2 separate regions of the Mus musculus genome follow, and region 1 is linked to region 2. Evidence: chromatin loops called from intact Hi-C (ENCODE). Cell type or tissue: gastrocnemius. All regions are shown on one strand.

Region 1 (5,000 bases), 350 kb after region 2:
AAGTGTGAGATGCTATGTTGGAAACCTAATGTCACAGGGGTGGTCTGGGAAAGGAAGCCTGGAGCCTGAGTTACCCTCAAGTGCACACCATTCACCATTAAACTGGCAAAGATTCACTGACAAACTAGTAACATTGGGACTTGTGGCTGGTGGGAATTATAAGCAGGTGAACTCCGTGGATTCCAGTGTCTCACTCTGTAGTTTCAGAAGTGAATGAATTGGGAGCCTTCCTTACAGATGTTTCAGGAGTATTCTTGAGTATCTAGAACTGCAATGGAAGCCACTCAAGGTGACACTATGGAAGGTTACCAGGGGCATGTGGCATGATTTGCGGTGGTGCCCTGACCTAGAGTTTGATGACACCATCTTATGTGATGAGAAGCTTGTGTCTCTATTTGAATTTTCCTGACTACAGGGGCATAGTTGCCTTGAAGGTCTACAAGTCATTACTGTCTTTCTCAACATGGAGAATCAGCCTCAAGCCCAAGGCTCTGTGTCTTGATGAGGCTACAGTCTAGAGATAGAATCTTACTGATTTGAGTTTTCTTCACTGCTGTATATTTGGGGTTATTCTCCAGTTATAGCAAGCAAGATGACCTGTCTATCTGATAGCAATAGAAAATTCCACTCAAAACAAAATTAGAAGGAAAATATTCTCCATGATTAAGTGTGCGGGAAGAAACTCATTGTAAGTGTGTTTTCGGGGTAGGAGGTGTGTGACATCTGGTAGGAGGCCATGATGGTCATGAGATTTTAGGGGGATAAGAGCTGATTTCTCCCTCAAGCTGTGAGCCTCAACAACTAACTGTCCCCAGTAGGGCACATTTCTAAGTAAGCACTTTGTATGCATCTTGTTTAATCATTGGGCAAGCACAATGAGATGTATATTGTACCAGTCACCTTATTTTCAAGGTAAACTTACTTTTCCAATGTCACATGACCATTGAGGAACAGAACCAGTGTGTACTCACAAGCAATGTGAGCTCTCATCCTGGCACTCCTCTGTCACCAGGACATAGGGCAGAAGCTGCTGGGAAGTGTGCTAAGAGAAGACCCAAGCCACTCCAGCTTGTTTCCATTGGCAACTTGAGAGAGTAGTGAGGGAAAAGAACAAAACTGTGTTAAAGGAAAGAGGGCCGTGGAGCTAGATCATTTGGCAAGCAAATGCTTGTCTTCCAAGTATGATAACCTGAGTCAAATCCCCAGAACCCACATAAAAAATGTTGGCTGTGATGCCATACACTCCCCCACCCCAGTGCTGAGAAGGTAGAGATGGGAAGATCCCTGAGACTCACTGGTCACCCTAATTGGCTAATGAAAGAGGTACAAAGTGTTCCTGAAGCCATTTCTACATGCAGGTGCTCATGCTTACACACACACACACACACACACACACACACACACACACACACACACGGAAAATTGTCCTGTAAGCATGCATGTGCACATATTTTTTTTTAACAAGAAGAAAGAAAAAGCTTCACACCACCTTATACTCAGGTGATTGAGCCCAAGACCAATCCCTGAGTGACATCCGATTCTTATCTCCATGTCAGTGTTCCCTCCCTCCTCCCTGCCTATTGAAAAATCAGTCCATTCCCTGGAATCCTCAGTGAACTCATTACATGGAGATGAAATTTTATTACTCTCTCCTGCACAGTCTGTATACCTAGAGCCCCTGGGCTTGGAAAACAGTTGGCTCAGGTATGCATCAACATTTATCTGTTGATAGGAATGCTTTTTTTTTTTAATCAACCATGTTCTCCCCTATTCACTATGTTGTAGATTGTAGAATATATACTTCCTATGAATACACTCATATTCAGCTAAGCCAAATGTATTTATTCCTTAATTTAAAAACTTTACTGAGTTAATTCCAAGACAGTCAGATTATTACTTAAATTGGTGGATCTTATTAAACCTCTGAGAACATAATTAACTCATTCATTCTACAAGTTGTTAAAGCATCCTGAAATTCATGATAAATGAGGCCACTTAAAACCAATTCATGAGACAGCAGGAACATATTCGGTATGCCATGCCTATTCTCTGATAGTGTGAGAAATAAATCAATGTTTATCATGAGCTATTATAATTCTAATTTAAGGATTCTTTAGAAGGCAATTACAGATGGTTGTGGGAAAATAATGCAGGTATTTCATTCAATTTTTCCCCTAGCATAACAGTATCTCCTGAAGGTTTCAGAACTGTGCCCAGTCTTTCAGATAAAAGTTTGGGTTGGTTCTGCTTTAATTTTAGCATCATAATATTCTTGTGTCAAGCTTAGCCCATTTTAAGGAATGACTAACTAAGGCTGTAGAGCTGGCTTCAAAATTAAGAGCACTTGTAGCCCTTAGAGAGGACCAGGTTTTGGTTCTTTGCACACATAGGTGGCTCACAAGCAAACATCTGTAACTGAAGAAGGGAGAACCCGATGCCCTCTTCTGGTCTCTGTGGGAACTACATGCATGTGTGTGTCATGATGTACACATTCAGCAAAAATACCCTCATGTCCCCTCTTTCTTCTGATCATGTCTGAAGATCAAGCACTATTTGCAAGCCACTAGGAATCTTTTTGGTTTTCTCCGGCCCTGTGAATCATGTTTCCTCTTATTATGTGGGCTCTGGTCATGCTGTCTTTTGTCCAAATTTCTAATATACTCTATTTTTTTTTTCTACACTAGGTTTGGCATGCACTGTTCTTTGTGTTTGTGTCTGCTGTTCCCTCTTTCTCCCATCTTTCTCTTTGCTTGGCCCCCAGTTCACACATTTCACCTACCCAGCACTTGCCAGTCAGCTACTCTGACTTCTCCCTCATTACCAACTCTGCTATCGGTCTGTTCTGCTCCACACTTCTTTCTTATTTGGGTTCAGACTTACACTGGGGTGGTTATTGAGTGAATCTCTAGTTCCCTCATTATAATAAGTTCCCCCAAAGTAGCTATTATTGATTTCCTTGTTACAGCTTTATCCCTGGTACCTTTCTTAGGATCCAGCACACAAGAAAGATTCACGTATTTGTGAAACACTAAGGGTTAAGGATTCTCTTGAGTGTGTCATGGCTGTCTTCTCCAATGTGAAGGATCCTTCTCTCAAACATCTTCCTTGAATTCTTAGCCAAATTACCTCTGCTTTTGAGTATGAGTGTGTCTGTACAACCAGTATATAAAGAATCTCTGGAATGTGCTTGACTTTCTCAGGAACCTGAAAGAGAATGGTGTCCTTGTCAAGCTGTCATGCCCAGCAGGCACCATATTGGTTAATAGTGGGGCCACTGAGGTTTCTTGTTGGCAGAAAATTGTTGGCTGCTGGCTGAAATGGAAATGAGTCCCCATTTGCTTCCCCTTCTTGTCCATTGAGAGTCACGTGGCTTAAAGTTCTAAGCAGACAATTTTGGGACTGGTGGAAGAGAAAATATGTGTGTTTTATGGAATATATTAGGTCAAGGAGAAAGATGGGCATCTATGGGTGGCAGAGACTGGGTAGGCATATACTCATCTTTTTCCATCCATCCATCATCAAAACTTAGAAAATAGAACCAACAAACTAGAAAAAGGCTGGGCTTTATATTTATATGAGGCCTGTGTGTTCCAAAGTTTCCAAGTTTTCCACTATGATTTCTTCCAGAAAGGAGCTGTGGTCATCACTGGTCTGACCTGGAAATTGGGATGCTCATCTTTCTAGACTAAAGAATGTATTTAGCTTCAGGGACTTAATGATGGTGCCATGTATATTTTTTAGTTACCCATTAGCTTTGTTGATACAGGCTGGAGGTTGATCAGGACCCCGCCAAGGCAGAACAGATAGATACACAGCTATCTCATAGAAGAAGCATCCTCGTGTTCTTCACCACACCTAGTCTACAAATAATCCCTTATCTGTTTAACCACAGGAACTTGAGCACCGTGATAGCTAGTGAGCCTATTCCCAGACCTGTTCTCTTACGACCTTGTACATTAAAGAGGAATAGGATGTAAGGTAATGGGGGAGGAGGAGGGGAATGGGAAGAAAGGCTAAGTGGTAGTAATTGAAAATAAGAGTGCAGTAAGGGCTTAAAAACAGAACAAGGGGCTTCCCTGCCTGCTCACCTGTGCCAGGGTCTCTCCTTGGGTACTGGCAATATAGTTTTGGATGCCCTTTCAACTGTTTCTATAGACATACTCACTCTGAATATCTATTGTAGATGAAATACATCCTCAGTACATATTATAGAGTATGTACTCTCCCGTGTCTGGCTTTTTTCTTGTAGTGTGATTTTTCAGTCTATCTGCACTATAGCAAGTATTAGTACTTCATTTCTTTGTGTTGCCCCTCAGATACTCATGCATATCCATGTGCCTGTGTGTGTGTGTGTGTGTGTGTGTGTGTGTGTGTGTGTGTGTATGTGTATGCACCTGGAACTACCTGCTTATATACAGCAGCCAGAAGAAAACATCAGGTGACCTGTTTTCTTACTCACTCTCTCCCTTATTTCCTTGAGACAGGGCCTCTACCTGAACTCAGAGCTCACCATTTTGGCTAGGCCTCCTGGCCAACAAGTTCCGTGTGTCTGGAATCTTCCTGGCTTCACCCCCAGTGCTGAAGCTACAGGCAGGTTATCAACTCCCTTTTTTAAGTACACCCAGGGGTCAAACCCAGGCTCCCATGTTTGCATGGCATATGCATTATTTACCCATTGAACAGTCTCCACTACTCATATACTCTTGACCCTTTAAAAAGTGTATATGGTTTCAGAGTGGTCAACATAGTCTGACATTCGTCAGTATTGTGCCTTACCGATTCTCTCTTGACCCTTTGAACAGTAGCTGTCTCTGGCCAAGTGTTTTTGTTATATTTCTGGATTCTGAGTATTCTATCCAACCCTACTATGTAGGATTGTATACAGTTAAACAGTGCACAAACATGCCAAGCTAAAGACACAAGAGAGGAAGGGACACAAATACCAAGTGGTAGGTAACAGAGAGGGACTGCCTTCCATCTGAAGGCTAGGCATAAGGCTT
Region 2 (5,000 bases):
CCTCAGCAGCAGCCATTCTGCCACAGGCCTTGTGAGCATCCTATTTTCAGGAGGTGTTTGTGCTCATTGTTCTAAATTATCTGGATAAGTGTATGATTAGGGTACATACAGTGCTGCTTGTGGTTGCTCTAGGCCCTCCTCAAGCACCCGTCCATTACCATGCTGGCTCCAATACCCTGCATGGGTCCCAGAAGATGATGTTACAGGAAAACAACTTTAAACATGGCAATGATTTAATAAGAATTCAGCATGAAATGGTTCAGATACATTCTTGAGTGTGTGTGTGTGTGTGTGTGTGTGTGTGTGTGTGTATGTGCACTCGCGCGTGCATGCAGCATTTTCCTGTGTTTGATGATCTCAGAGCCAGGCCCTCAAAACTGCAACTAGAGTTGGGTAATTACATAATCCCAGAGGTGGTTCCACAGTCCAATAAAAATTTGGTCATAAAAATAATTAGATTGCAGGCTATTTAAAAATGTGGTCCCAAGGGCACAGCCACAGACTATTCTCTGCCTGCCTTCAGAGGGAGGATTCAAAGTTGAGAACAAGCTGAGAAGAAAAAAACAGTATTGAATTAGGGATAGAGATAGCAGAATCCATGTCTGGGATGTAAGCCTATTACTGGCGGGGTTTACTGAATCTTCTTTAAAGATTCAGTGGGGCTGTGAACTGCACTGGGCGCACGGTTCCCTAGTGGAGCCCTTGTTGGGCTTGTCTCTCACAAGAGTTTACACGTGTGAGCAGAGATCAGGTACCTGGCATGCTAATGGTTCCTCAAGAGGAAAGCTTTGGGATGTCTTCTGGAAGCAGAAGGGCCAGTTTGTTTCAGGACAAATGCCTCTGTCGTGCTGTCTTCACCTCAGCCAACTTCCCACAGCTGGACTGGCATAGGTGTAGCTTTAAGGGTAGAAGAAAAGGATGTGCTTTTTTTTGGGGGGGGGGGCCCAAAGTCAGCAGCTGAAGTATCCTGAAATGTCATCTTTCCCTGGAGCAGGACTCTCCCTCCCCCCAAGATGAGGATGAAAAAATCACTGTCTAGCCAGGCGGTCTAAATCAAGTCTCCTGTAAGGAAGAAACTTCCTGATGAGATTTTTTCGGGGGCAAGTTGGCTTTTCCTCTTGGTGACAGATATCTTCAGACTCAATGATGTGTTCTACAAAGATGTCAACTTTAACTCTGTAATAGGACAAACCAACTCTTTTTCTTTCTCCAGCCTCCCTGGACAGCAAATATTTCAACCTCTAGACACCAAAATGTGTATTGATTTTTCTGCCCTTATACCAAGCAGATCTCCGACCCTAACTGAGTGTGCTGTAGTTCAATTCAGTTCTGACACTGTTTGGAGTTAGAATTATATCTACCGGCTCCCATTTCAGCCCTGTCCCCCAGAACGGCCCTGCTTCAGATACCACCAGATAACAGTTGCTTGACCCATGTTATGACCTCTGTCACTGGCCCACTGGCTACAGATTTGGTGGTTCCAAAGCCTCTCTGTGAGTTCAGTACTTGGCTTGACACCTCACAGTATTCAGGGATGTGCCTTTTAGTTTTCCACTTATTATAAAGGACCTTGATATAAGGAACAAAAGGAAAAAGAAAAAAAAAAAAAAAAGAAAGGAAGGAAGAAAGAAAGAGCTCCCAGATGGAGGAGATGCACATGGAAGGACAAGACATGGGGATTGGGACATGGAGACATGTGGTATAGAATTCCAGAGTCTCTCACAATAGAAGTGCCACCTGCCAGTCACCTCCTAGTGTTCAGCAATGTGGAAGCTTTGTGAACCTGGAGGCCTCATGTGAAAAGCACAAATGGCTAAATCACTGGACAATGGAGACCCAGCAGGTCCAGCGGGCTTCTTCCTGGAGGTCAGGGAGTGGAGTTGAAACTGCCCACCTTCTAACTACGTGGTTACTTCCCTTGGCAATCAGCCAGCCGCTAAGGCTTCCCAGGAGCCCCTAGCCACCATTCATCTCATTAGCATACAAAAGGGCTTCATTTTGGAGAAGGTGGAATAGGAGCCAGGAAACCACTTTGGGGATGGACTATCTATTTCTTATTGTCAACAATATTCTCAAAGGCTATGATGGAGGCAGGAAGGACTCTGATTAAACAAGACATTCTATCTGCATATTGGGAATCCTGACTCCCTCTGTTCCTGTTCTGATCTGTCACTAAGGCTCAGAGGTCCCCCAGGGTAGAGGACATGGTTCCTATTGGCTTGTGCTGGGGGCCATTTCTCTTTCCTCTGGCAGCCTTCAGCAAACCCCTCAGCACAATGCTGAGGCTGTGACGTCAAAGGTTCTTGATCTTGTTCCCCTCCAGCTCCTGGCATCTCTCTCAGGGAATATGCCTCTTAGAGATGGGAAGCGAAACGGCTGCACACAGACACCATTCCTCCTGCCGCTTAGCACTGGGAAAACGCTTATGGTGATCCTGTCCGATTGCAGCAGTGCTCGGTAATACCTCCAGTTTCTTCCTTGTGTCCCACTGCAGGCTATCCAGACAAATCGAATCCCACAGAGGCTCCTGGTTGTGCTGCTTCCTGGAGATGCAGTTCGATCATCTGTGTTTCTCTGGTCTGGGACCAGGAATGCTGAGCTGGGTTACTACAAGCATAGACGTCAGATGAGTACAGATGTGGCAAACTGGCTGGGAGGACCAATTGGTGTTCTCTCCCAGTTCTTTCTGCTCATTCAGTGCAGCTGCATTGCTGTCAAAGCTGCAGGGAAGGCAGAGGCTGCTGGGAGCGGCCCAAGAATAAGTAGCAGTGTTGACAAGGCTAGGTCCTAAGCCTTTGTCCTCCCATTTCCCTGCAGTCCTGGAATTCAAGTTTCCCAACGCTGTTTCAAACAAGTCCGGAGTCCCTTTAAAAAATGTGTTACATTCTTTTAATTATTTTTAGTTAGGGTTTTACATCATCCATCCAGAAAAGGATGAAGGTCCTATGTATGTCTACCAAACACAGCATATTAAGTTGCAGTAAGACTTGGCACCTCCCCTTGTATTAAGGTGAAAAGGGTAGCCCAGTACGAGGACAAAGGTCCCCAAAGCTGACAGAAGAGTCAGAGACAGCCCCTGCTCCTACAACAAGTCTGAGCTGAGCAACTGTAGACATCAAGGCAGAGGATCCACGTCAGACCCATGCAGACACTCTGATTATCAGTTCAGTCTTTGTGAGCCCCTATGAGCCCCAGGCTAGTTGGTTCTGTGGGGTTTCTTGTGGTGTCCTTGGGAAGAGGGGGTCCTTTTGGTTTTGAATATTGTTTAGCAGCTTCTTCATGCAAGATCCCAGCAGCATCAATAACATGGCAAGCAAAAATATCTCCACAGGTGGCCAGGTCGGAACCCGGCTGAGAACCACTGCTCTGACGCTCTGACAGGATGCTCACATCCGTTGTGGACAGGAGTTTAGCTTTTTCTCTTGGTCCTTCCACCACACATGCTTTCTTCCTCCTGTCCTTGATCAGAAAAGTATCACCTTCCTTCCACTGAGACCTTCTCTCCTGGAACCCCTCTCTCTCATGTCCTCGCTTGCTGATGTCCCCTCCGGACCTTTGCTTCACTCTACCTCAGCATCCACAAGAAGGTTGACCTGAAGCCTCAACTGATGATTCTGTTTTGAGCTTCCAAGGATCCAGGACAAAACTTCATTCTAGCAAGCATCCCCAGGGACCAATTCAGTACATGGCATATAGCTACACCCAGGTGGCATTTCTTAATTGGTCCTGAACAGGAGACCTACATAGCTAAAAGCAGACTATGCAACGAGTGCTCTCTGAAGGGCTGGCACATCCTGGCCTGGATGGTTGACTGTGAATGGGCCTCAATCTTTCTGAACTGAGAAGAACAAGCCTGGGGCTAGGAAGATGCCTCAGTAGGGAAAGTGCATACTGCACACACAGGAGGGCCTGAAGCTGGATCCCTGGCATTCATGTGGAAGCTGAGCATCAGAATTGGATATCTTTAACCCCAGGCCTCAAGGGTGGGCAGAAAAAAGTGGATCCTGGGGCTTACTCTCCAGTCCAGCAAGAATGCTCTGTTTCAGGTTTACTGAGAGACCTTGCCTCAAAAAAAATCCCTTCTTTATGAAAAGTCATTACTTTGTAAGCTAATTAAAATATTAATTTAAAATGCTTGAACAGAGAAACCTTGCATGAGTGGATAATGCTCTCCCCCAAAGCTTAAGGTTATTTAAATGAAAATTCCAGTACCAGGTGTGGGGTGCCTCCTTACCAGCTGTTGGTTAGGAAGGCTCCAAAGGCCCCTAAAACATTACAGTGTCTTGCGTTGCCGCCAGAGATAGAGCATGAGACCCAATTGCTGAAGAGATCACATACTGTGGGTTACAGGCCATTAAATCAAGGTGGATCTGAGTTGGGAATTTTCTGCCTGTTGGCAAGCTTTCATAGTGCCAGAAGGTACTGTATGCAGCTGCACGTAGAGGAAAGTCATCAGCCGTCATACCTAGTGACGAACCACATGGACTTTAGTAATAACCAGCCTGGGAAGGCATAGCCAGCGGTGCAATGGTGGTATGACTGTCATGGGGGTAACGACCTGCTTTCTGTTTAGATTTGTAGTCCACTCTGCAGGAGAGAAATCATGCCTGGTCTGTAAGCTTGGTCAAGAGCACAACAGCTAGGGCTGGGGACATAGACACTAGAAAAGAACCTACTGCTGCTCTTTTTGCCAAATGGAGTGCAATCATACTGCCTTCTAACTACTTAGATGTATAGCCATAGATGGCCGCTGACCTCAGCCTTCATCAGAGGTTTCCCTCTGCAGTGGGTGGTCAGGGTGCAGAGAATAAGTACTTGCAGAGAGCTCGCTCAGTCCTATAACAGAGCACGTAGCTCACCCCCTTCAAGACTCAAAGACCATTGTGGAAGAGGTGCAGAAAGGATGTAAGAGCCAGCAGAAGGCCCAGAGTGCTGCAGAGCAACACTTTCTGATCACTCTGGAACCCACTGCAGCTGTGGTTACTTCCAACAGGATCTGC

Evidence for each region. A loop is a pair of places that touch in the nucleus more often than their neighbours do. Peaks named below come from ENCODE experiments on the same cell type or tissue, not always from the same donor. Only the 100,000 strongest peaks of a DNase experiment are listed, where the experiment ranks them.
Region 1: a loop joins it to region 2, with 2.3 times the contacts of the local background. A loop is called at or near these places in 4 of 42 quality-filtered maps.

What each region holds. Positions count from the first base shown.
Region 1 is chr14:23,677,018-23,682,017 of GRCm38, reverse strand. The region is part of intron 2 of Kcnma1 (potassium large conductance calcium-activated channel, subfamily M, alpha member 1); the gene reads left to right. Among named protein-coding and RNA genes, the nearest start is that of Gm51422, 29 kb to the right of the region's middle. In gastrocnemius, a CTCF peak has its summit at 2,456 (motif pointing left); no DNase peak of the experiment used is centred here.
Region 2 is chr14:24,022,339-24,027,338 of GRCm38, reverse strand. No RefSeq gene overlaps it. Among named protein-coding and RNA genes, the nearest start is that of Gm46444, 5.5 kb to the right of the region's middle. In gastrocnemius, no CTCF peak of the experiment used is centred here; a DNase peak (open chromatin) is centred at 1,916.